Linked DNA regions of Homo sapiens: region 2 is linked to region 1. Evidence: read pairs that join two places in POLR2A ChIA-PET (ENCODE). Cell type or tissue: HCT116. All regions are shown on one strand. Each heading gives the region's core, and the rest is flanking DNA. Links, peaks and the distances in the headings are about the cores only.

Region 1 (16,571 bases), core at 6,979-9,478:
GGGAAGTCTTCATGGAAGAGGTGGTGTGTGAGCTGCCCCCAAAAAGCAGATAGAGGAAGAGTACAAAACTCCATAAGCAGAGGCAAAGGGCCTTCTGGATAGAGGAGGCTCTGGAAGCCACAGTGAGGACTAGAGGAATTGAGGTCTTTTTGGAAATATTAAATATTCCAGTTTTCCTGGAGCACAGGACAGGGGTTGTTGGGGAGCACAGGAGAAAAGATTGAAAAAGTAGATTAAGGTTAGGCTGCAGAAGGCATTGATGCCAGGCTGTTGAGTTTATATGTGAATTTGTGGGCAACGAGGGGCTTCTGAAGTTATTTTTCCTCCGCAATTTTCATTTATTTTCACCTGAAATGTAATATGCTCATTTTAAATTTAATTGTAAATGTAGAGGTCTATGAATAGTTAAAAACTCTTGAAGAAGACAAAGTGAGAGAAGTTCCAAATAAGGTGTAAGAAATGAATGGGCTTTGCCTGGCAGCTCACGCCTGTAATCCCAGCACTTTGGGAGGCCAAGGTGGGCAGATCACCTGAGGTCAGGAGTTCCAGACCAGCCTGGCCAACACAGCAAAACCCCATCTCTACTAAAAATATAAATATTAGCCAGGCACAGTGGCACACGTCTGTAGTCCCAGCTACTCGGGAGGCTGAGGCAGGAGAATCCCTTGAGCCTGGGAGGCAGAGGTTTCAGTGAGCCAAGATCATGGCACTGCACTCCAGCCTGGGGGACAGAGCGAGATTCTATCTTAAAAAAAAAAAAAAAGTATTAGAATTAAGACACCATGATAATGGTACAGAGTTAGAAAAACTGACCAGTGGAACAGAATAGAGAGCCATGAATCTACTCAAAAAAGGAGAAAATTTGATACACGAGAGAGGGTTGATATTGCAATTATTTTTATCACCATATATATGCATATTTATATTAAATACATATGTAACTTTTAAAATAACATCTCAATTTTAGAATAGATTTACAGAGCCATTGCAAAAATAGTACAGAGAGTTCCCATATACCCACTGATATGGTTTGGCTGTGTCCCCACCCAAATCTCATCTTGAACTGTAGCTCCCATAATTCCCACGTGTTGTGGGAGTGACCCAGTAGGAGATAATTGAATCATGGGGGTGGTTTCCCCCATACTGTCCTCCTGGTAGTGAATAAGTCTCTGATGGTTTTGTAAGGGGTTTTCTCTTCCGCTTGGCTCTCATTTTTTCTTGCTGCCACCATGTAAGACGTGACCTTGCTCCTCCTTTGCCTTCCACCATGATTGTGAGGCCTCCCCAGCCACATGGAACTGTGAGTCCATTAAACCTCCTTTTCTTTATAAATTACCCAGTCTTGGGTATGTCTTTATCAGCAGCGTGAGAACAAACTAATACAACCACACTCAATTTCCCTTATTATTACATCTTACATTAACATGGCACATTTGTAACAATTATGAATCAATATTGGTACATTACTATTGACTAAAGTCCCACACTTTATCAGATTTCCTTAGTTTTACCTAATGTCCCTTTTCTGGTCCAGGATTCCATCCAGAAGACCACGTTCAGTCATCAAGCCTCAGCCTTCTCTGAGCTGTGACAGTTTCTCAGACTCTCCTGGGTTTTGGCGAACTTGACAGTTTTGAGGGTTATTGATGAGGTGTTTTGTAGACCATCTCTCAGTTGGGGTCACTGTGTGCAGCCAACGCTTAAGAAATGGGGAGTTATACTCCACTTCCTGGAGGGCAGTGTATTTACATACATTTTTTGAAATTCTTCTGCACAGATTTCTTTTCCTCTGTGTATTTATTTTTCCAATCACCTAATTATATCAATATGAACTCATGAATTTTTTTATTACTTTGGTTATAATCTAATACCACTTTACTTAAGTTGTTGTTCAAATGGTTCCCCCACTTTGGCGATTAAGAGCTCTTTCAGTTGGTTTCTATGTCCTTCTCTCGTGGCCCCACCATTGTATGGTGTGTATGCTTGTGTGTCAGTGTGTTTTAGCACTTTCTTACTTTCTGACACTACGAGGTGCTCCAGGCTCATCTTGCATATTTCCTGCCCCAGTCCTAGAATCAGCTGTTTCTCCAATGAGCTCTGGTTCCTTCTGTTGGACAATAGTATAAAAACAAACCTAGGTGCTAAATGATCGCTTAGATCCAGTGCTCATTGCTACTGGGCTGCCATTGCTTCTGGACCCTCTTAGCAGAGAGAGAAAGGAGATATATGTGTGTGTATGCTAATGCATGTACACATACAATTCTTATTTTTACCTCTATCTAGCTATGTATGTATGTATGTTTGTATCTGTCATCTCTATGTTATGCTAAACATGGGTTTATACCTCTCTGGATGTTTTAGGAGCAAGGAAGAGACATGATTCCAGCTTTACCTGGGGAAAATCAATCTCACAGCAATGAGAAGAAATAAATGATGAGTTAAAATTAATTTCTATATTTTTCTAATTATTCAAGTGACTAATGTTTGGTGTGCAGAAATTTAAGAAGACTGAGGACTAGAATGAATTATAACGCAGGAGAAAACAATAACCATGCATAGTCAGCAAGAGGCACTGATACCATTTTGAGACGACTGGATGCCCTTTCGTATGCTAGGAATATGCAGCCCGTGTTCTGGAAAGTGGGGAGAAGGTCAGGCGGCTCCTAGCAGCAAAGCTGCGTTATCCTCAATATCCTGTAGGGGAGGGTTTAGGGAGTTCGGATATCCCTGCCTTTGACATTCATCTTGGCCTCAGTTTTTCTCTTACCTGGAAGCAAGAGAGGAGTTGATTGTGAGTTCAGAGTGGAAATGGTGGCCAATCCAGACCCTGCACTGCCACTGACTCTCCGGGAATGTCAGCGCCAGGTGAGAGCCAGGATTCCAGGGCCAGACCTGAGCTTGTCCATAGCCTGGGACTTGAATGGGGGGAAACTTGGGCACAGTGGCAGGTGGAAAATCAAGTCTGTGCTTCAGGGGCATCTAGGAATGCCCTGTCTATCTTCTCCCCTCCCCAACCCCATTTACCCAGGTGCCTCCTGTTACTTTCAATACTAATGCCTTCTTTTTTTTTTTTTGAGACAGAGTCTCACTCTGTTGCTCAGGCTGGAGTGCAGTGACGCAATCTCGGCTCACTGCAACCTCCGCCTCCCGGGTCCAAGCGATTCTCATGCCTCAGCCTCCTGAGTAGTTGGGACTACAGGCATGCACCACCACGCCCACCTAATTTTTTTTGTATTTTCAGTAGAGATGGGGTTTTGCCATGTTGGCCAGGCTGGTCTCGAACTCCTGACCTCAGTGGTGGGATTACAGGCATGAGCCACCACGCCCAACCTGATGCCTTCTTTTTCTGACCATTTCCTCTCCAGCAATCCCACCGTGGCCACAGGAAAACCTGGCCCAGGAGATTCCAATGTTCTTGGCTTCCCCTCCTGTCACAGCCTCAGTGATTTTGTGATTTCATCTTGCTTCTCAGGGCTTGCTTTTATCAAAAGGGTTGGTTAGTCACAATGGCTGTTAATAGGTGCAACAAGGCATAGAAGACCTGTTAGGGGTTGAACTTTTCCCCCTACAACTCCAAAATATTAATATATTGCAGTCCTAATCTTCAGGACCTCCAAGAATGTAACCTTATTTGGAAATAGGGTCGTTGCAGATGTCATTGGTTAATGATGAGGTCGTACTGGATCAGGGTGGGCCCCTTATCCAATATGACTGGCATCCTTGTAGAAACACCACAGTGTGAAGAGACAGAGATTCACGCAGAGGGAAAACTATGTGAAAAGATACACGGAGAAGACCGTGTAAAAGGTGGAGGATGAAGGTAAGGCAGTTGCAAGCCAAGGAACGCCTAAGATAAGGAACGCCTAAGATAGCCAATGACCACCAGGTCTCAGAGAGGCCCGGGACAGATTCTCCCTCACTGCCCCTAGAAGCAAGCAACCCCGCTAACCCCTTGATTTCGGACCTCTGGTCTCCAGAAGTGGGGCCCAGCTGGGATAACCTGACTCTAGGGCCACCAAGGTTTGTCATCCTGGGCGGCATTCGGGGCTGGTGTGACCCACCTTATGCACAAAGGCCAGAATAGACCTAGCGGCATTGACAATAGGACTGGAATGCCAGCTTTGTCTGTGAAGGAAGGGCGCAAGGGAGGACAGCTGTGGTGGGCAAACCCTAACCATTTCCATCCTTGTTTAGCTTTTGTTCTGACTACGACAGGACTACGTAGTCGAACTACGACTCCCAGGAAGCCGTTCGGCCTTCCCCACCCCCTCCCCGCCCACCCCGCTCCGCCCCGTCCCGGCGCGGGTCCGCCTGGTATATAAGGGCCGAATGGCCCAGCCGACTGCAGGGCGCGCAGGCGGCGCGGGTGCGCGGTGCGGCGCTGGTATCCAGAGGACGCGGTCACCGCCTCTGGCATTTGTCGTTCTGCGCTTCTCCGCAAGGACCCTCTGTTAGGCAGGCGCCCACCGTAAGCCTCCCGGGCCTTGTGAACCTGCAAACCCAAGTCTGAGAGACGATCCGCCTTCAGCGCTTTCCAGCTTGGCAGAGAGGCTTTCCCGGCGGGGATCTTTGGTTGGCGCTGGCGATGCGCGGGGAAGAAAGGCGAGGAGCGGCGTCCAGGCTGGGTGATGTCCCAGCACGAGTAGGCGGGATGCGCTCGCTTGGTCCTCCGGGCGCCCGGTCCCTGCCCGCGTCGCGCGCCCACCCCTGGGGACGAGAAGGCGGCCGCCTGAGGACCCCCGCCCGCGACCTCCGCGAGTCTGGAGCGCAGAGGACAGGGTCTGGCTGCTCTTTGGCCTTGGATGGAAAGTGGGGAATTGGGTGGGGGGCTGCGGACCCCTTAACGTGGATTACTTGGTGTGTATCAGCTGGGCTCAGAAGACCCACGACCTCTTCTCCATCCGTGGATTGATTTGTTCTGCTTAACAGCTGGGTCGCCAAGCTGGAGGTAAGTTTCCCTGCGGTTCGGGGAAGGGATCTGATTTACTTTCTTTTCTTTCTTTCCTTTTTTCCTCCGCGTCGTTTTTCGAAGGTCTCGAGATTCCGGGTTGAAATTTTTGTTCTTGTAATTGACATCTTCTTGGAGGTCATTTTAGTCATCCCCCTGCCTCCAAGCGGAGCTGATTCACCTGGGACACGGTGGTCAGCGACCACCCCATCCTGGGCGTTCTCGGCCGTTGTCCTTCAGCCTCTAGCGCTGCCAAGCCTTGGCTGCCTGGAGGGACCGAACCTCAGCTGGGGGAGACGCCCCCGCGTCCTCGGCGCACCCGCTCGGCCCCTTGCACTTGCCTTAACGCCTGGGCGCCCTCCGGGCTCCGTTACTTCGGGAGCGGTGCCGCCTCCGTGAGCTCCTGGCGTCCGCCCACTGGCGACCGGGGACGCTGCTGGGGCGCAGCGGTTGGAGAACGCGACTCAGCCGAGCCCCTCTCACCGTTGGGGCTAGGGGGTGAGCGGGGGCGTTTGGCAAGCAGCTTTCCGGCGAGGACTGGGCCACCCGTCAGGCTGACGCTGGTACGCGTTTGGCCAGGGTGTGGACGGGCTTTCTGAATAGGTGGGAGGTGGCAGGAATTCAGTCCAGTGAGACCACCCGCCACCTCCCCTTTCCGGCGCAACTTGCTAATGGAAGTCGTTTCTTGGCCAATGTGGGGAGAGGGCTTACGTCTTGAGTCTGGAACTGAAAGCATACCGCTTCTGTATCCATAGCTTCCTCCTCCCCTTGTTCTTTTGTGTCTGCCCTGTTTGGGGGCAGCGCGATGCCTGTCACTGAGTAGGCACTGAATAGATGTTTGTTGAATGAATGACTGAGCGACTCCACCCTTGGCGTGCAGATTAACCAGGGTCCTCCTTTTCCTTCTCCCTCCTTGGCGATTGTCCTCACCTCCAGGACCTATCTAGGTTTCCTGAGGATGCTTTCCCAGAGGTGGGATTCCCTCCTTCGCCCCTCACCCCTCTCCTGCAGCCTGTGGGTTCGCATTTAGAACCTGTCGGTGATCCATTTCCCACCCAGCAGTCCCTTCTGCATAGGAATCTGACGCTGTCAGGGATCACTCTTGGTCAGTGCTCAGGGTCCCAGCGTCTCCAGTGAGCACTGCTCCAGGAGCAAGAGAAAGTAAAGCAGCACCGGAAGAAGAAAAGGCAGTGCATAGTGGCACGACCCCCTACCCTGGGAGCTGGGGCCCTCGGTGCCCCTGGTCCCATGCAGGGTTTGGAACTGCCCAGGTTGACACAGCACCTTACCTGCGGCCCTTCCCCACCCTCTGCCCCCACCCCAGTTCTGTGCTTAGACTGACTCCGGGAGAGGAAAGGTTGAAACCGCCAGGCAAACTGATAACCAACCCCACCACTCCTCCTCCCTGTCTGATTTTAAAAAGTAATCCATGCTCTTTCTCTTTCTTTTATAGAAAACTACACAAAAGTGCCCAAAGCAGGAAAAACATCCAATTCACACAGTAATGCTGGCAATTTGATATATTTCCTCACTGGTGAAATCCTGCAATGTATACAACTTTTTCTCCTCCTCTTTTTTTGTGTAATTTTATTTGAACGTTTCCCCCATGTCATGACGGCATGGTAACTGTATTCTGCTGCAGGCGTTGACTCATAATTGGCTTGGCAATTTCCCTATTGTTGGATACTAAGTTGTTTCCAAAGTTTTACCATTAGAAGTAATACAGTGAGCATCTTTTGTACATAAAGATTTATCCACATTTTGTATTATTTTCTTTGGAAAATTCCCAGAAATTGCTATATTTGCTTTAAGTTAGAGTTATGTCTAAAGCAAAGGAATAACTCTATTTCTGGATATTGCCGAGATGGGCTTAGAGGAAAAGATACCACTTACCCATCAGATAATACTGCATCTTGGAGCGGGGACGCAGAAGGGGCACAGAGTGAATGGCTGCTGAGGGAATGAAGTGTTTTGTTTTGTTTCTTTTTGTATCAAAGAGTTGATCAGCATTGGTATGAGAATAACTTAAAATTTGTCATCAGGATTATGATGTAAAATTTTTTTTTTTTTTTTTTTTTGAGACGGAGTCTCGCTGTCGCCCAGGCTGGAGTGCAGTGGCGCGATCTCGGCTCATTGCAGGCTCCGCCCCGCGGGATTCACGCCATTCTCCTGCCTCAGCCTCCCGAGTAGCTGGGGCTACAGGCGCCCGCCACCTCGCCGGGCTAATTTTTTGTATTTTTAGTAGAGATGGGGTTTCACCTTGTTAGCCAGGATGGTCTCGATCTCCTGACCTCGTGATCCGCCCGCCTCAGCCTCCCAAAGTGCTGGGATTACAGGCGTGGGCCACTGCACCCGGCCGATGTAAATTTTTTTTTAGCAATACCATAAAGTAAGATATATCAGGCAGCTAGATTTAACATGCTGTCTTTTTTAAAAACTTAACTTTTGATTTTGATATAAATCTAGATTTACAGGAGTTGCAAAAATAATGCCAAGGGTTCCACTATATCCTTTACCCTGCTTCCCCAAATGCTAACATCTGATATATCCATGGTGCAATGATCAGACCTGGGATACTGGCACTGACACAACACGTTTAACTAGTCTACAGGCCTCATTCAAATTTATCCATTTGTCCCACTCATGTCCTTTTTCTGGTCCAGGGTCCAATTTGGGATCCTGTAATGGGACCTTGTAAAAAGTGGGAACCCAGAGGGGTAGAGAAGACAGCCTTTGTTCAGGAGGAGGTTTGAAATTGGGACGTCATTTTCATTTTCCTCCCCAGGTGAATTTGCCCTTCCTCTACTGACGGTAGCAGAGCCGTATCAGGCTTCCAGGGCCTATGGGAGCTTGCCCATAAGTGGGGAAAGCATCTCTGTGTACCCCCTCCCTCCTTTCCTCTCCCCAAACCTACAGTGGGAATGTGTCATTGAGTGAAATTGGGTTATTAGCCGGTCTGCCCTGACACGTCTTTTTGGGGGTAGACGTTTGCCATCTGGTGTGCGTGAGAGCAAGCTGCTGAGCCACTGAATCCGTGGTTGACAAGTACACCGTGCAATGCCTGCGTGGGTGACTCATGCCGGCTGGAGTAGCAGGTGTGTCGGGAGCTAAACGTGCAGACCCAGCAGGTACAGCATTTCCTGGTTATCTGAGCAGATTGGAAGGAACACGGATTTCTGCTCTGAACTCAAAATGGATTTAGGGTATTGTTAAGCAATTTTGGGTTAGGAAGTGATTCTCCTTTTCTTTAGGGGACTTTCTTCCAGGAGAAGATTTGGGGTGAGGAGAGCTAGCCCGAAGGGATTTTTGGAGGTGGCTGATATGGATGGAGGCTAGCCCAGGATCTTTGCATAAGAGTCCACTTGTGTGAATTTGAAGAAACCCAGGAAAGGGGCCCTTCTCCTGTCCTTACAATAAAGAGACCGCATGGTCAGCCAGTAACGCACACGTGAATTGAGGCTGTCTGCTTTGAGTATCACTGTGTCTTTTCTGACTTGGAGTGGTTGCCTGCATTGAGCGAAGGCGATGTTTGTTTGGGATAAGGAAGTTTTGACGTTACTTAAATCTCAACAAAACAGATTTCTGTTGTCCAGACAGAGTTTCTGTGTTAATGTTAGGGTCTGGTTGCCTAGACTTGATTTTTCTTTTCCTTTTTGAAATGCTCCCAACCTTCCTACTGTAGCTTGTAAACTGAAGGATATTCATGTCTTTCTCTCTCCTTGTGAACTGGTACAGACGTTTTCTGTAACTAGCCAGCTCCAGTGAGGATCATAACAGGAAGTCTCGCGGGGAGAGGGGTTGCGGCTGTTGTGACTAAACAGTTCTGGAAGGCACCTCTGTCTACACCTGCCTGTCCCTGTCCTCAGCGTCTCCTGGTGGGTCCTCCCTACTCAGACGCTGCAGCTTTTCTAGAATCTACTCCAGTGCAGTGCAGACTGTTCACTTTAGGACTGCCCCACCTGTCCCCTGGTGTTCAAATTGTGGTTTGCATAAGAATGAATTGCTTGCGGAACGCGTTATAAATGAATATTCTCAGCACCCACCCCCGTCCAGCCCCTCACCTTCAGTGCTTGGGGGTCTGCATTTTCAACAAGCCACCCAGGCCATTCTGACACAGGCACTTTAAGAAAACAGGAAGTTGACTGACTTCTTGGCCAGATAAAGCCTTAATTGAACATTTTCCCACTGAAGCTTACCCAACCACAGTGTTTTTTTCTTTCTCCTCCTCCAGGAAGCCTTTCTGGTTTACCTCCACTGGTCTGGGCCCCCGCATGTACTTGTTTGGTTTGTTGGTACAGGTTTTTACTTAGGAGCCTTGAAGTCAGATGCCCTTTATACTTGGTTAAGACAGGAGTGGCTGCATTTGGGTGAATGATAAAGGAACTACAGCTCTGGGCATTTTCTCCCCTCAGGTAGGCAAGCTCTTTGGGAGCTTGGAACGTGTCCCTGACCAGGCAGCATCCTGGCACATTTGTTTGTGTACCCACACAGACCACTGCTGCTTCTGTCTGTGGCCACCATTGTTCTAGACAATGTCACTGTCATCATGGAGCTGGTTGGGGTCCTCCACACCAAGTTAGCATCCCCTGTTCATGTGATTGATGCACCCAGCTCACTTCACAAGAGGACAGGAATGATCCTGGATGAATTGTTTTCAATTATGCTGTTGGCGAAAGACCCCTTGTTCAAAGTCAGCTGGTGGTGTTCCTGCCTTACAGACGAGGCCTGTGCCTAGAAAAACATCTATACAAAACCAATCTTGGTTGATCACATGATATTCAAAAGGCCCGGAGGAATCGTGCAACCTAGAAGAATGCTGAAGTGGCAAGTTTCTGCCCAAGAATTCTTTTTGTAATGTGAATCATCATCATCTCCTCCCATATTTGGTCTGTTGGTACAGGTTTTTGCATGGACGTCTTGGAAACCAGGTGCCTTTGTATGTGATAAACAGATGTGGCTTCGTTTAGGGGTTTGACCAAGGGACTGCAGTTCTGGAGCTGCAGAAATCAACCAGACCTTCCGACCCCCAGGTCTGTGAGGCTCCCCCAAGGTTTGGAAGATGCCGATTGTTAGGGTCCAGTTTTAATGATTTACAGACTTACCTCCTTTGCTTCAAAAGTGGTCATTTTACTTTAGCAATTTACTTCTTTTTGGTGTTTGCTGGACTGGGAAGTCCCAGTAGGATAGGCCAGGAAAGACCATGCCCGCCCGCCCAGCAGTCCCTTCTGATGATTGAGTGGGGATTTCAGGGCATGCTTTTTGAGCTAGCCATGGAGTGTTCCTTCTCTAATGATAGATGTATTTCCAATCATTTGCCTATGGACTTCCTCTTACCTTAATTCTACAAATATTCAGTGCCTGCTGGATGCTTTTTTAGGCATTGGTGCAGCCGCTTTGGTTCTTCAGCATGTGGGCTGTGGTGGTCTTCGGCGCCCATCGGAAGCTGATTTGAAGATTTAGCAGCCTGTGTGGAAGCGGGGGTTCTGTTGCGCTTTACAAAGTGAAAGGAAGGTGTCTGAGGTGCTGGCCTTTGGGGACAATTTCACTATGTGAGTAAAACCCTTATTGAGCTTTAAGTGACGAGAAGGTTTCTGCAGTTATGCCTTCTTCACTTAACTACTTGAAAACTTTATTTTATTTTATTTTTTTCTTTTATTATTATACTTTAAGTTTGAAAACTTTTAAAACATTTCTACTTTTCTCTTTTTTTTTTTTTTTTTTTTTGAGATAGGGTCTTGTTTTGTTGCCCAGGCTGGAGTGCAGCGGTGCGATCTCAGCTCACTGCGACATCCGTCTCCTGGGTTTAAGCCATCCTCCCACTTCAGCCTCCTGAATAGCTGGGACTACAGGCACCCACCAGGATGCCCAGCTAATTTTTGTATTTTTTGTAGAGATGAGGTTTCGCCATGTTTCCTAGGCTGGTCTTGAACTCCTAAGCTCAAGCAATCCACCGGCCTCAGCCTCCCAAAGTGCTCGGATTACAGGCATGAGCCACTGCACCTGGCCCACCATTTTTATTATGATAAAATATACACAACATAAAATTTACCATCTTAACCACTTTAACGTACACAGTTCTATGGTATTCAGTACATTCACGTTGTTGTGCAACCATCACCACCTATTTTCAGAAAGTTTTTCTTCCCAAACTAAAACTCTGTACCCATTCAGTACGAACTCCCCATTCCCCGATCCTCCCAGCCCCTGGCAACCACTGTTCTACTTTCTGTCTCTATGAATTTGGCTACTCTGGGTATCTGATAGAAGTGGATCATACAGTATTTGTCCTTTTGTGTCTGGTTTATTTCTTTAGCCTACTTTCTTCAAGGCTCATCCATGTTATAGCATGTGTCAGAATTTGCTTTTTAAGGCTGAGTAATATCCCACTGTATGTTTATATTGCGTTTTGTTTATCCACTCATTTCTCTGTGGATACTTGGGTAGCTTCTACCTTTGGCCATTGTGAATAATGTTGCTAGGAACACGGATGTGCAATGTTCGGGTCTCTGCTTTCAGTGCTTTTAAGGATATACCTAGAAGTGGAATTGTTGGACCACATGGTGATTCTATTTTTCATATTTTGAAGAAAAACCATACTGTCTCTTTTTTTTAATTTTAACTTTTTAAAAAATTTTTTGACACCAAGTTTCACTCTTGTTGCCCAGGCTGGAGTGCCATGGCGTGGTCTCGGCTCACTGCAACCTCCACCTCCTGGGTTCAAGTGATTCTCCTGCCTCAGCCTCCCTAGTAGCTGGGATTATGGGTGCCTGCCACCATGCCCGGCTAATTTTTGTATTTTTATTTTTATTTATTTATTTATTTATTTATTTTTGAGATGGAGTCTCGCTCTGTCGCCCAGGCTGGAGTGCAGTGGCACGATCTCTGCTCACTGCAAGCTCTGCCTCCTGGGTTCACGCCATTCTCCTGCCTCAGCCTCCCTAGTAGCTGGGACTACAGGCGCCCGCCACCACACCCGGCTAATTTTTTGTATTTTTAGTAGAAACGGGGTTTCACCGTGTTAGCCAGGATGGTCTCCATCTTCTGACCTCGTGATCCGCCCGCCTCGGCCTCCCAAAGTGCTGGGATTACAGGCGTGAGCCACCGCTCCCGGCCTAATTTTTGTATTTTTAGTAGAGATGGGGTTTCATCATGTTGGTCAGGCTGGTCTTGAACTCCTTAGGCTGGTCACCTTAGGTGACCCACCTGCCTTGGCCTCCCAAGGTGCTGGGATTACAGGCACGAGCCACTGCACTCAGCCTGCCATACCATCTTCTATAGCATCCATACCATTTCACATCCCCACCAATGGTGCACAAAGTTTCCATTTTCTTGCCAAGACTTGTTTTCTTATTCTTTTATTATTATCTATTTATTTATTTATTTTGAGAATAGCCATCCTAATGTGTGTGAAGTGCTTTTTGCTTTAAGAAAGCCATCTTCACGAAGAGTGAAGTGTCCAGGAAGTGAGGAGCGGCCGAGTTGGTGGGGGTGGCGCCCAGCTCTGAATCTGCCACAAGTATTCTTTCTAAATGAAAAGGTTTGATGACCTAGCACGTTCCGTAGGCCCTGATTCTTTGAACTGGAGTTTTCCAATTGCTTTTGTGCCCATATGCCATGTGATAGTACCTTCAACCTGGTGAAATGATCAGGTGTCATCCTGTTTTACAGGAGGGGCATTAAAGCACTAGTCAGTGAAATGACGTGGATAGGTACTGACCTTGTGGACCAGCCCTCCCACTCTAACTCCTAATCTGGCACACATAGTGAAGAGCGAGTATTTTGGAAGTGTTGGTGTGGAGACGGAGGGATGGGAGGATAGAGACTGGACTCACTGTTTAGGAGAATTCTAGAGTGAATCCTCCCTGCTGCTTGCCCTGCGGAGTCACGCTTTCATATATAAAGTTTGCTGGAAGTGGAACTTTTATTAAAGTAGAGAACACTTTTCTGCACAGTTTGAGGTGCTTAAAAAGTGCCTTTTGAGGCCAGGCGCGGTGGCTCACGCCTGTAATCCCAGCACTTTGGGAGGCCGAGGCGGGCGGATCACGAGGTCAGGAGATGGAGACCAGCCTGGCTAACACGGTGAAACCCCGTCTCTACTAAAAATACAAAAAAATAGCCGGGCGTGGTGGCGGGCACCTGTAGTCCCAGCTACTCGGGAGGCTGAGAATGGCGTGAACCCGGGAGGCGGAGTTTGCAGTGAGCAGAGATCACACCACTGCACTCCAGCCTGGGCGACAGAGCGAGACTCCGTCTCAAAAAAAAAAAAGTGCCTTTTGAGCATCATGGTGGATGTCAGAGTTCGGTGGCAGCTCCCGTGGGGACCTGGGGTGTGTGGCTGGGTGAAGACGATCACCTCCCTTCTGTGGTTTTATTCCCCAGGCTGAGTTTGAGCCCCCAAGGCTCCTGTCGGTTCTGGTTTGTGATTGGCTCCTCCGTGCCCCATGCGCATGTCCAGCCGCCAGGGAGATTAGGCGTTTGTAGTAAGTGATTTCACTGGCCCTGGGGGGACAGATGGTAGACAGTGTTTGATCCCAGTCTTTGCAGGGCTCTAGCCCCTCGCAGCTTCTGCACCTTCTCTGCATGGACAGGAAAGTGGCCTTGTCACCTCAGAGCCACCAAAAATGTGGCTGTTTTCCATTTTAATTTCTTCACGGTGATATTTCTTTATATTTTTAAAATTAAGCAGTGGCTGGGCGTGGTGGTTCGCTCCTGTAATCCTAGAACTTTGGGAGGCCAAGGTGGGAGGATCGGTTGAGCCTAGGAGGTCTAGGCTGCGGTGAACTATAATTATCCCACTGCACTCCAGCCTGGGTGACAGAGCAAGACCCTGTCTCTAAAAAAAAAAAAAAAAAAAAAAATAAATAAAAATAAAATAAAATTAAACATCAAGAAGCAAAGTTGTTGTTGCTGAAGTTGGGGTGATAGAACAGGGTCGCCCCTGCCTGGAGGCTTTCTTCTCTCTGGGAGGGGTGGGGGTGCCCCCCAGGACCCATTCTCCATGACCCCTGACTGTGACCTCTTCTTCATGATTCCTGACCGTGACCCCCTCCTCCTTTGGTTTCAGACCAGACTTCTTTAGGGGATCCAGGACTAAGCCGAGGAAGGTGTTTCTGAACCTCAGGGAATCTGTGGCCACTGGCAAGCCAGCGGAAAATTCAGGTGTTTGGGTTTTTAATTAAATTTCTAAGTGGAAACCAGGAATGCGGTTAACCAAGGAGCTGAAGCGGTCCGGGTTTCTCATTCCACCCTGACTGCTGGGCGCTTTGGGCTTTCCTGGAATTGCTTTCCTCATCACCTTCGCTGCCTTCTTTTTCTGCTGTCCCCCTTCCCTGCTCGCACCGTTGTGATCGAACCTGAATGGTTTTCTCAAACCTTTCTCTGGGCCCTTACCATCCTAGGTATCTGTTTGTCAGGTACCAACTTAGGGGGAGGATGCCCATGCGCCTGCATTCAAGGTTCACCGCTCAAACTGGCCATTGGGTGATGTTGCTTGTCCCCGAAATAATGACCCGGTCCAGTGACCCAATTCCTTGTACCAACCCTGTGTAAGGATTCAACAGATATGATGATCCCTGTATTAGTCCATTCTTATGCTGCTGATAAAGACATACCCGAGACTGGGTAATTTATAAAGAAAAGAGGTTTAATTGACTCACAGTCCCACATGGCTGGGGAGGCCTCACAATCATGGCGGAAGGCAAGGAGGAACAAGTCACATCTTACATGGTGGCAGGGAAGAGAGACCTTGTGCAGGGGAACTCCTGTTTATAAAATCATCAGATCTTCTGAGATGTATTCACGATCATGAGAACAGCATGGGAAAGACCTGCCCCCATGATTCAATTACCTTTCACTTGGTCCCTCCCATGACACGTGGGAATTGTGAGAGCTACCATTCAAGATGAGATTTGGGTGGGGACACAGCCAAACCATATCAGTTTCCAACCAGCCCCTGCTGCCTGTCAGTGGGGCAATGTCCAGAAAGAGAGGCAGCCCTGCGGCAGGCTCGAGAACGTGCTTCCAGAGTTTTTACTTCCCTTAATCCTCAGAGCCCTGGGATGTTATGATCTCCAGCATTTGAGGCTTAGAGGCATGAAGGAATATCCTTAAGGTCTCATAGCTTTGAAGGATGGAGCCACAGTTCAAAATCAGGTCTTGGCCCAGGACCATCACTGGGCCCCTGTCCTGCCCCAGTGCCAAGTGTCTGTATGACTTTGCACATGTCCCTGGGCCTCTGTCTGTGGGCCCAATTCCTATTGGTCACTTTTAGTTGGAGGTTACAGAGAAACCAACTGTATCCAGCTTAAAACAATGGATGTTTTGGTTGTTCACATAACTAAGAAGTGTGGGGGTTGTGCTTTTGGGGTGATTTGTTGGCTCGGTCTCTCTCTCTCTTTTCATTGTCTCCCCTTCTGTATAAAGTTTCATTCTCAAGTTTACTTTTCTCATGTGGGCAGGCCTCCTGACTCTATAGATCTAGAGGGAGAGAATGGCTTTGTGGTGGCCTTCCTGAGAGCTGACCGTGCAGTAATGCTCACCCCTAGACCCACACCTCTGGCCAGTAGCTTGGGTGCGGGGGGACACATTGATTGACTCTCCCCTGGTCATGTGCTTCACATCTGACTCTGTTGTGAGGTTCCCCAGAGCCACCAAGATTCTGCAAATGGAAATTAGCGCCCTTAGGAAGCACAGGTACATGCAGGGCAATACCACCAATTGTTCACGATGAATGAATTGGACTCCTGGGATAATAAACCAGAATGTGTGCTTGCGGGGGCGGGGAATTAGTTTTGCTTACCTCTGTATACCTGGTATCCTAGGAGGGTGTGGGGGGCATATTAATGCTTAGCAAAAGTTGACAAATGAAGGGACCTCAAAAGTTCTTTCCTCCTTTGAATCTCTAAACCCGAGAGTCTGTTTTTGCATGGGACATCATCTTGTTCCATCAGGGAGCTGGCGATTTGGCTCCTGGGTCACTAAATCCAAACTTGTAGTTGATCACCCATGACTGGGTTCTCATTGACCTGCACGAAGAGTTGTTACTGGAATAAACACTGGATGCTAGAATGCCACCTGCTGCCTGAGATTTCATCAAAGAAAGGGCAACACGTTCCCTAGCTCTGAGCATCTCTAGGCCAATGGTGTTGCTCCCAGTCTACCTTGGGAGGCAAGTTCTGTTCTTCTCCTGGTATGAAAAGCCTGACGATGTGAGCTAGAGGCAATGGATTTGTGCAGACTTCTCACAAGGCTCCTGTGTTTGGCAGCCCAGTGGGGAAGACTGAGAATACAGGGAGGCCAGACAGAGAGCTCGTCCAGAAGCAGCCACACAAGTGGATTTATGTAGAGGGCTCCATTGTGTTCACACATTCATGTGCCAACTTGGAAGCAGATCTTCTGGGTGCTCCATGTTCGAGAGACAGCTTTGATCTCCAGGCTGTTGAGCTCAAGGTGGGAGACTCTGTTTTGCTTACTTTGTTCACACATTACACAGGTAGGCTTTGTTTGAGGAGCAGTGACTCACGCTCATGGGTTGTGTGAGCTTTGAAAGGAAGCCATGCGGCCCTGGCAGGTGCTCCCAGCTGTCCTCGTTTGCCATTGTCAGAAAAAAATCTTATTGTCATGG
Region 2 (10,916 bases), core at 7,657-10,156, 570 kb before region 1:
TCCACTTGGCCGACTTGATGGGGTGGACCACAGCCAGGTATCGGTCGATGCTCATGACTGTCAGGCAGAAGATGCTGGTGAACTGATTGATGCCATCCACAGTCATGACCACCCGGCAAATGGCCTTGCCAAAGGGCCAGTGGACCAGAGCCACCTGCATAGCCAAGAAAGGCAGACCCAGCATGAAGAGCTCATCTGCGATGGCCAGGTTGAGGATGTAAATGTTGGTGATGGTCTTCATCTTGGCATAGCGGAGGATGACATAAATGACAAGTGTGTTGCCACACAACCCAATGATGCAGACCACAAAATAGATGAATGTGAGGACTGCATTGCTTGTCAGGTCATAGTACGGCTCTGTCTGGTTTGAGGTGTTGGTTGACACCACAGAGCCATTGAGGTCAAATGGAATGGATAGCCATGTGTGGCTTCCATTGAGTGGCTCATCCGCCATGTCCATGGCTGCTTTTCAGTCTTAGGCTAGTTCCAGCCAGCCCAGAGATCTTATTCTCACCTTAATGGACCCTGGAGGCCAAGGATCCAGTGTGACATCTGGAAGGAAAAGAGGAAGATTGGCCCGTCGGTCACAGGCTGTTTAAAGTCTCACCAAATTTACACATTTCTGGTTTAGCCTCTCAGACATACTCTTAAATTGAAAAATGTATTATCTTTCCACATCAACATTAAGCTCTAGAGTTCCTCATCAGTGTGCAGACTTTTTGAGTTGTTTTTCCAATAGTAGGGAAGGGTTTGGGTTCAGCCATCATCTGCTGACGCACATGTCGGGGAGGGCTGTGGCTTCAAAAAGCACATACTTTGACCCCTAAGAAGTTGACTGATCTAAACTGCAGAAAGGCAGAGCTTGGAGAAGTTCAGCGCCTGACCTCAGAAGGGTCTGACACTGACATTCCTGGCCTCTTCCCTACCAGGAAATCTATGCTGACTTGCTGACTGCCTTGGAGTCTTTCCATTCTGAAAATGCCATAGTGGAAAAAACCCAGACTCTAGAGGCAGAACAAACCGGGTTCCACTGCTGAGCCCGTGTGACCACATGCCTGGTCCTTAATGGTTCTGACTCTTATTTCTTCACATGGGGGCGTCATGAAGGTTAAATGATGGAATATATGTGAAAATGCCTAGCCTTGCGTTGGGCTCATAATGGGAACCTCGTAAGTTGTTTCCCCCCATGTTTTCCTCTACCATCTCATTATCTCTGATTTATTGAAATCTACCTACGTGGTGAAACAATTTATAGTCTTCAGTATTAAAAATAAAAGTCTGGTTTGCTTTCATTTTTGAAATGTAGGCTTCAGTTTATTTTTTGTTTTTCTTCTATTTTTGTTTTCCAATACCTAATGCTTGACTTCCTCAAGAGCTCTTTCCCAAAGTCCCTAAGGGGATGCTGCTCCCAAGTGCTGTAACACTCCAGAGAATTTGCCTGCCATTTTCTAATTACGGACAAAAACGGGAAGCAGGTGTGGGACACAAGCTCTTTCACAGAAGTAAGCAGAAGGCTTCCAGTACTGATATAATTCATTCACACTCACGAGTCCCTTGATCTCCCCAACTGTCCTAGGTGGTAGGGATAATTACCCCCATTTTAGAGATGTGGAAACTGAGGCTTAAGAGAGTTTAAGGAGCTCACCCCATTCTCTTGCACATAATTGGTGGAGCTGGGATGTGAACACAGGCCACCTGGCCCCAAGTCTTTTGCACGTCTCAAGGCATCCCCTCTGCTCCTCAGTGGCCTAGAGACCGAACGGCTGATAACTGGGCTTTGGTTTGAAGCAACTGACTCCTGTGTTACTTCCTTGCTGAGAAAATAATTGGAGCACTATTGGCTTGGCTTAAGATCTAAAACAATAGTTCATCCCATAATTAAATGATTGATATACAGCCATTCAAAAAATATCACGGGGGTTGGGGGCCTGGAGAGGAGGCTTCTTTGTGCTGACAGCAGGGATGTAGAAATGAACAAACTTGGCCAGTGCCCTCTAGGAGGTGATAATTTAAAAGGGGAGATAGGAAAGGAAGCCAGCTCATATAGGGTGGGCATTGCACGAGAGATAAATGAAGGACTTAAGAATGCCTTCCTTTCCTGGGGGACTCAGAGGAGGCTTCCAAAGAGAAGTGTTTGAGCTGGGTCTTGGGTATATGAAGAGTGAAGCAGGAGGACAGCAAAGAGGCCAATCTAGGAAGAGGCGAGATGTTCAAAGGGTGGTGTGTTCAGCAGAGTGGGACTAATTCACTTGGCTGACACATTTCCCCTGAGCTAGGTCCTTTTCCTGGTGCCTGGGTGTAGATGGAAGATTACTTCTTAATCCTTGGAAAGACTGCAGATCAGTTAAAGGAGACTTGGCCAGCAACAAGTACTTGAGGATCCTTGCTCACCTTTGCTTCTGATTGATTCTGAACTGCCAGGTGCATTGCTCGTTCCTTCTGTGCTCATTTCCCTACCACACAACTGTCTGTGAAGTGAGATCTGGGCTTTGTGGCTGACCATTTTGTGAAGTATTTGAGGCACCTGGAATTTCATGTCTGCATTGCGTAAAAAAGCATAGACTGGCAGCAATTAAAACAGAAGCTGTACAGAAACTGTGGTTAGTATCCCTGGATTAACTTGGGTAGTTTCGTTATCACTTCTAACCATCTGGTCAGTTGGTTTAATTCTACAGAGCCAGAATCCTATTCAAGCTGCCTGCAATCAGAGTGTACCTTATCATGGGGATTTCCAGGGGCCCATCTATATAACATGAATGGTCACACTCCAATGTCTGAGTAACACGGAATCCCCCTGGGTTGGCAGAGCCCCTGTCTAAGAGCTTTTGGGCTAGGAACGATGATGGTGCAGGGAGTATGAGAGAGGGTTGAGTGTTGCTTTCCAGCCCTAACTCGGTCATTTTAACTGGAGTTTGAGTCAACAGGACAGAATTGCTTAATGGTAGCAACAGACAGGGTTCAGAGTCTTGGTGAAGGTGGTGGAGGTGGGAGGCTGGGGAGCCGGCTGAGAGTGGGAAGGCTCCTCTAAGCAAGAAATGAGCTTAAATCATGGGGAGTCTTATTTAACAAAGAAGTCAGCCGCTTAAGGTCTTCCAGAGACTTCTGTTTCATTTTTGTTTCAGAGAAAGAATATTCCAATGCCAGGCAGACAATTCTAGATGAATTGTGGTTAAATTAAATGTACAAGGAAGTTTCGTTTTCTGCATTCTTTGTTTTTCCAGCCCAAGAATTGTTAGATGCTGGAAATGGCTAGTGGTTGGTTTCCTCTGAACCATGTCCAGGCTCTGTAGAGAGGAGGGTGAGAATGGTCTCACGCACCTGCCCCCCCCGCCCCCCTTTTACATAGGGGCTGTGATTACCAGCCCAAGAAATGAGTGTTGGGATGGCGACCCGACATCAGGGGAGGTCCTAAATCCTACTCAGCTTCAGTTTCTCCTCTCCCCATCATGTTTCCCGCATTCACTTCCCACCCCCCGCCTCCCTCAGGGCCTGCAGAACCCGGCTTGGTCTCTGTGCGGCTAGAGCGAGAGCCCCCACTGGCAGGGTGACAAAAGCCCCTGAGGGCCACCGCGGCGCGTGAGCGCCTGGGAAAAGCCGGGGCGGTGCTGGCCTACGGGGTTGAGAAATGGAGGGGCGAGTGTCAGGACCGCGGAGCCGGTTGCTCCCGGCTGGCACAGAAAGTCCTCCTCCTGGCCATCCAACTCGCTGATCCTCAGAGCAAGGGTTTCCCAAAGAACTCTGTGCCATTTCCAGGAAGACGAGGCAAGAGCGGAGATTGTGGCGCCAGCACGCCCAGTATCGAAACGCACAGCAGGGGTGCCGGGTGTGGGGGGGGGGCGCTGAGGACAGAGACATCGGGGCGCAGAAGACAGTCGCTTGGGGGACTTGGCCAGCGGCTTTTGGGCACGGCCTATGCAGTGGTTTTTTCTCTCCAAACCTAGACAAACTGTCCTTTCTGTCCCGAGGTGGGGGACGGGGACGGATCCTAGATCGTTCAGCGTCTAGGGAGAGAAGCCCCTCTTTCTCCGCTCTGCGCCCGCCGCCTGCCTCTGGCAGGCTCGGATCTCCGGGTGCGCTCCCGCAGGAGCCCCAGCTGGCATCTCACGGCCTCGCTCCCCTCGCGCCAGGTCTCTTTTGTAGGGGGCTGGGAGAGAAGTTGTCACCCGTCGCAGCTACCTGAAATCTCGGGCTAAAGGGCACACGCCACGCACACGGGCATGAGGCTGCGAGGACACGTCCGTTCCAGCACACTCTACCCACAGCCCCCTTACTCAGGCAAGGGTACCCGTTGTCGTTCATTCCTACTACAATCACCCCAAAAGGCACAAGAGCGGAGAATCACGCACCGGGACCTAAGCTCAGGCACTCGGATGGGCACACCACCATCAGCGCAGATGCACACAGGTGCCCAAGTGCGCTTCTCGCTCCCTCCATCTCTCTTATCACACACACACACACACACACACACACACACACACACACACCCCTCACCTTTGCTTTTCCGCTGCAATCCGCTAGCTCCGGTCTCCGACACCCAGCGGCTGTCCCCGAGCCAGCTGGGCGCCGGGGCGCGCAGCAGCTTGGCTAGCGCCTGGCGCCGGACGTTTGGGGTTCCTGGCTCCTCGACCCTCTTGTGCCGGCTCCCGCTAGCCCCTCGCACGTAGAGAGCTCCCCTCGCCCGCAGACCCCCGGCGCCAAGCCTCAGACTGGGGCTCTGGGCGCTGGTGGTCTTGCGAGCGCGCGCGCATGGGTGGCTGCGCCGCTGGGACTGGCCCAGCCAGCCCGGGCCCCTCGGCACATTTCCCCACGCCCCCCTCCCGCTACGTCACAGCGGCTTCGCTCCGCCCCCCCAACCCCTCCTCCCGGGTCCTGCAGAAGGACAGGGGTGAGACCGGCTGAAACGCCTGCGGGTGGCCGCAGGCAGAGCTTACAGACAGCCGGGGAGCGGGGAGAGAGGGGACCCGCCTGCGGGGGCGTAAAAGGTTAAGCGTTTTCGGTCTCCTCAAGACTCATGGCAAGGACAAGCGCTATTTTCCCTCTGATTTCACAGAGTCGATTCCCTTCCACCCATATATTCTAGGCAGCTGGAGTGGCGGCCGGGGTGACCCAGACTTATACCGGGACCTCTGTGATTTCCTTAGCCAAACAAGTTAGCAAAGCTGTGTTTACCGTGGGCCAGCCCCGGGCGCAGGGCGCAGGGCCAGGCTAAGAGTAGGGAGAAAAAGGGCTCAGGGGATAGCGCTTCTCCATGCAGTTCCCAATGAGCGCAGGGAGTGTAAACCCGCACCTGGAGTCCAAGATTCAGTCCTAGGAGCCATCAGAGGGCCAGTGGACGTCGACTGGTCCCAGCTGTCCCTGCGTCCCACAGCTTGGAGGTGCAGCGGCCATACAGGTGGTCCCCTTGCTGTAGCCACGTCAGTCAGCACCTGCTGGTCTGACCCAGCACAGTCTCTCCTACATGCTGTGAGGGAGCAAAGGGGAGCAGGCAAGAAGTGGGAGTCGCATGGAGTTGCAGCTGTTTATTTTTGACTGTGATGATTCAGCCTCTTTTCCAATAGTTTAATAAGTCATAATCAATCCTGCAGCCTCCCCTTCCTCACCCTCCTCCAAGTACATAGGTATACACACACACACACACACACACACACACACACACCATCCTCAGTACAGTTTTAGAGGATGTGAAAACAGAAAGCAAACCCCAACTAGCTTTCTCTGTGAGCTGAGCTGCCTTGATTTGTCCATCCTATTATCTGATTTCCAATTCACCAGGGAAAAGTAAAAGTCCAGAAGCTGTGTGGCAGGTGGGGTGAGCCTTAGAGATAGATGAGTGACATGGAAAAGCAACCACCAGGTACAGCAGCAGCCAGCTCTCTCTTCTATCTGGGCCAAGCTGTATCTTGGGGTACCCACTGTGAGATGGGGATCAGGAGTTTCCATCTCTCTCTGAGACGTTGGTCATGATAGGGCTTAAATCTTGGCATCCTGGAGCTCAGGGTGAGATGGAAATTGAGCTGCAATTGCCTTAAGTTCCAGGAGTCAATCTGGGAGCCAGCATCTCTTTTAGACATGTGTATGCAAGTGGAAGGGCTGGGGTGGCTAGCTCACTGGAAGAGGGCTGTGTCTGCTCACCGTCAGTGGGAAGAGGGAGAGGCAGAGAGGTAATAGTAATATCAGGAGGGCATCGTGGAATTGTGCTCAGGGGAACTCGGCATCCTCTGGCCACACAGTTGCTACAATGCCTGTTGCCACCTCCAGTTTAAAACCAGTAATCTGACTGGTTTCCAGGAAAAGAAGGAAGAGCCAGGAAGTGCCCACTCTGCCCTCAAATTCCTTTCCTAAAAGTTCTCAAACTGTTAATACCAGATTTACGTTTCATTAAAAAAAATAATAACTGGAGCCAGCAGAGTCCGAGATGATGCTGCTGTTCTACCCTGGCTGCAGGGATGGGCTGATCGTGGAGGAGGGACAGCGCTGCCGCTGCCACTCCCTCGCCTGCAACACGTGCCTCTGTGTGCACTTCACCCACAAGGTAACAAATTGGAAGTACTCAAAGCTGAAAGAAGTGGATGATGGGCTTGGGGGAGCAGCTGCCTGGGAGGATGTTGACTCTACTGCAGAGCCATGTCCTCAATGAGAACCTCCTTGTGCTTACTACATGTAGCTTCAGACCCACTCTGCAGATGAGCCGAAGACCACCTTCTACCAGTGCTGCAGGACTCAGTGTGGACACCACTGGAGGGATTAGGGCAAGGACGGCCCAGGTGCCTGAGCGTCTGCTTACCTCCGGGTAGATGCTCAGCTGGGAATATGAATCGTGTGTCCTGAGGGTCTTTGCTGGTGTGGTGGAAAGCTAACCCTTTTAAGGTGAAGAGACAGGGTGTCAGGAAATGTGGCCTATCTGCCAGTCCGAATGGATGAAGTCATTGATGTCCAGGGAGTTTTTCTGTGTGGGGAGGGGACCCATAACTAAGTATGCTCTGTTTGAAGTCCTGTTCTTTCTTCCTTCCTTCCTTCCTTTCTTTCTTTCTTTCTTTCTTTCCTTCTTTCTTTCTTTCTTTTTTGAGACGGAGTCTCGCTCTGTCGCCCAGGCTGGAGTGCAGTGGCACGATCTTGGCTCACTGCAAGCCCCACCTCCCGGGTTCACACCGTTCTCCTGCCTCAGCCTCCCGAGTAGCTGGGGCTACAGGCACGTGCCACCGTGCCTGGCTAATTTTTTGTAGTTTTAGTAGAGATGCGGTTTCACTGTGTTACCCAGTATGATCTTGATCTCCTGACCTCGTGATTCACCCACCTCGGCCTCCCAAAGTGCTGGGATTACAGGTGTGAGCCACCGTGCCTGACCTCTTTTTTTTTTTTTTTTTTTTTTTTTTGAGATGGAGTTTCGCTCTTGTTGCCCAGGCTGGAGTGCAGTGGTGCGATCTTGGCCCACTGCAACCTCCACCTCCCAGGTTCAAGCGATTCTTGTACCTCAGCGTCCCGAGGAGCTGGGATTACAGGTGTGCGCCACCATGCCCTGCTAAGTTTTGTATTTTTAGTAGAGACGGGGTTTCACTATGTTGCCCAGGCTAGTCTCAAACTCCTGACCTCAAGTGATCCACCCGCCTCGGGCTCCCAAAGTGCTGGGATTACAGGCATGAGCCACCACGCCTGGCCTAATTTTTATTTTTTTTGAGACGGAGTCTCACTCTGTTGTCCAAGGTGGAGTGCAGTGGCGTGATGTCAGCTCACAGCAACCTCTGCCTCCCAGGCTCAAGTGATTCTGCTGCCTCAGCCTCCTGCGTAGCTGGGACTCCGGGCGGTTGCCACCATGCCTGGCTAATTTTTGTAATTTTAGTAGAGACAGGGTTTCACCATGTTGGCCAGGCCGGTCTTGAACTACTGACTTCAGGTAATCGCCCACCTCAGCCTCCTGAATAGGCTGAATAATCCCAAAATGCTGGGATTACAGGTGTGAGCCACCACATGTAGCCCTGTATGCTCTTTAATGTGGATGACCAAATAAAGCAACATTCCCCTTCATGCACTTTCCTTGTCGAGCCTTCCCCTCCTTATCACATAGGGCAGACCCAGCCTGGAAAAAGTACTGATGCACCCACGTTAGGCACACCTGTCTTACTGCAGCTGGCTGAGTGGGCTCTGAACAACATGGACCTTGACAGCAGAAATGTGTCATCTAGGATGATTGTTGATTTTGTCCAGAAAATGAATGCCTCCTCTCTTCTCCCCTCCCCACCTTTGAAGGCCTCCAAAGAGCAGTTTGGGCTGCCAGCAGCACTCAGGGGCCAACCTCGAGTTCCTATTCCACCTTTGGCTCCCCCAGGCTATTTTGACTCTGCCCTCCATCTGCTGAATGAAGTCTGAGCTGTAATCCACATGGGGCTACCTCTTCTTCCTCTGCAGCTTGGCTAGTAACTAAGTAACAAAACCTTGAGCCAGAAAAATAGAGGGGTTGGGGAGGAGATAACCTTCTAACTGGCTTGTTTGATATCTTTAAAGCAATTAAATAGCACCCTTCCCTCTGTCAGCAGTTATCAGAGAGACAATAGGTGGCAGGAAATTAAGAAAAGGAGGAGGACAAAGGGCCAGGCCAGTGTCCAGCCCCTTCCATGGGGAGGGGCTGCTCGGTTCACTCTTGCCAAGAGGAGTTCATCGTCTAGGAGCTCCACAGGGAAGACACAACTCCCAAATAGGTCATTATGTCTCTGAGTGGCTTAATAAATTAAATGGGGGAAATTGTTAGTCTGCAATCAATTTGGTGAAAGTAAGTATTGCAATTAAGCCTGGAGGAAAGCAAGAGAGCCCTGAGGGGAGGATTGGATGTGTTTGAGAGTGTTAGATACCAGTCTGAGCATCCAATGTGGTTTTTATCATCTTTACGGGAATGCCAGGGTGAGGTCTGCCATTTCTATTGATGAGAAAAGAGCAATGCTTCTGCCGTGGAGAACATCAGATATCCGGTGGTTTGAGGGGGCGGGGGAGAAGATACTCGGCATGGTGATCGTAGTACCTTGGCTTCCTGGGACACTCCTGTTTTTAGCTGTTATTTCCCTTGTCCCCCACAAACCATCCGCATTTTACGAAAATGGAAATGTCAGCATGTAAAAGCCTTTCTGATACCATGGGTCCTGATGTTTAGTTTGGAAAATATAGAGTACAGTCACCATATCACTGTTTAAAAACTTGAGGGCTGGGCACAGTGGCTCATGCCTGTAATCCCAGCATTTTGGAAGGCTGAGGAAGGAGGATCACTTGAGCCCAGGAGTTTGAGACCATCCTGGGCAATATAGTGAGACCTCATCTCTACAAAAAAAAAAAAAAAAAAAAAATTAGCCAAGCATGGTGGTGCACACCTGTAGTTCCAGCTACTTGAGGGGCTGAGATGGGAGGATCTCGTGAGCTCGAGAGGTGGAGGTTGTAGTGAGCCAAGATCATGCCACTACACTCCCGCCTGGGTGATAGAGCAAGACCCTGTTTCAAAAAAAAAAAAAAAAAAGGAGGTTGGGGGGGCATTTGGCATAGTCGATTTAATAGTCTCTTCAAATACACAAAGAATTCAAATGAGGACCTTTCTTCCTCTCTCTGTCCCCTAGCCCTCAACAGCTATGAGTCTGGCATGGCGTGTCACCATTTTTCTCTATTAGCAACCTCGACCCTCAGGGAATACATTGGCCAAGTGAGTGAGTAGGCATTAGAAGCTCTTTGGAAACCACCCCCAAACAAGTCTAGAATCAGGAATCGTGGTTAGAAGACACTGTGCTCTAGATAGGATTCCCTTTTTTTCTTCTCATCCCCATTTTGGCCGAAATGCATATAGACATAAAATCCTGGAGCCAGAAGGGTCCTTAGACATTCTCAGGTTTATAGCCTACATCCCATCATTATCCAAGTAAAGATACCAGGCTCAGAGAGGACAGGTGACTTGACCAAGGCCACCCAGCAAGGGAGTGGCAAAGTCAAGAGTCAAATCAGCTCTTCTGAATCGCGGACTCATGCCCCTTCCACAGGGACCCCACTCGCACGGGGTATGAAAGCTGGAGGAGAGAGGAGTCCCCAGCTCCCCCACCGTCTGTCCCAGCACTTCTCTGGCACCAGTACATTCTTCCTGATAACCACATCTCTGCTGCTCTTGCCTGGTCCGGCTCCTCTTTTTCAGTGCCATGGTGACAGAGTTGGAAAATTTGAGGCTGTCTCCTGCTGTGACTTTTTCCAGAGTGTGCTTCCTGGACCACTAATTCTCAGAGCAAGATGCTACGTAGAAAAATCGGCTGGGCATGGTGACTAACGCCTGTAATCCCACTACTTTGGGAGGCCAAGGCAGGTGGATCCCTTGAGCCCAGGAATTTGAGACCAGCTTGACCAACATGGTGAGACCCCTGTCTCTACCAAAAATACAAAAAATAGCCGGGCATGGTGGTGTGCACCTGTAATTCCAGCTACTTGGGTGGCTGAGGCACGAGAATCACTTGAACCTGGGAGGCGGAGGTTGCAGTGTGCTGATATCACACCACTGCACTCCAGCCTGGGCAACAGAGTGAGACTCTGTCTCTCGAGAAAAAAAAAAAAAGAAAAAGAGCACAGGCAACTCTGGGAAATGGTGCACAGCTGCACATTCACCATTCACCCCATGTCCTGCAGATTCACATTCATATATATATCATATGTCTCTCTCTCTCATTCATATATATATATGTCTCTCTCTCTCACATTCATATATATATATATATAGAGAGAGAGAGAGAGAGAGAGAGAGAGAGAAGAGAGAGAAGAGAGAGATAGGGTCTCACTGTGTCTCCCAGGCTGGAGTGCAGTGACGTTATCTTGGCTCACTGCAGCCTCGACCTCCTGGGCTCAAGCCATTCTTCCATCTCAGCCTCCCAAGTCACTGGGACTACGCCTGGCTAATTTTTGTATTT

The links. ChIA-PET counts read pairs that join two places held together with the same protein. Peaks named below come from ENCODE experiments on the same cell type or tissue, not always from the same donor. Only the 100,000 strongest peaks of a DNase experiment are listed, where the experiment ranks them.
Region 2: POLR2A ChIA-PET joins it to region 1 with 5 read pairs; 4 of 35 experiments call an interaction of 5 or more read pairs at or near these places.

What each region holds. Positions count from the first base shown.
Region 1 is chr17:72,580,580-72,597,150 of GRCh38, reverse strand. It overlaps LINC00673 (long intergenic non-protein coding RNA 673), which reads left to right and starts at 4,347. Exons shown (of 4, transcript NR_152516.1): 1 at 4,347-4,948. RefSeq lists a silencer at 4,220-4,269. In HCT116, for the core only: CTCF peaks have their summits at 7,816 and 8,917; a DNase peak (open chromatin) is centred at 8,000; H3K4me3 peaks cover 1,862 bases; H3K27ac peaks cover 2,157 bases.
Region 2 is chr17:73,158,864-73,169,779 of GRCh38, reverse strand. SSTR2 (somatostatin receptor 2) reads right to left here and starts at 4,770. Exons shown (of 2, transcript NM_001050.3): 1 at 4,492-4,770; 2 at 1-552. The coding sequence starts at 460. It also overlaps the pseudogene POLR3KP2. RefSeq lists a silencer at 4,516-4,855 and an enhancer at 5,396-5,645. In HCT116, for the core only: no CTCF peak of the experiment used is centred there; no DNase peak of the experiment used is centred there.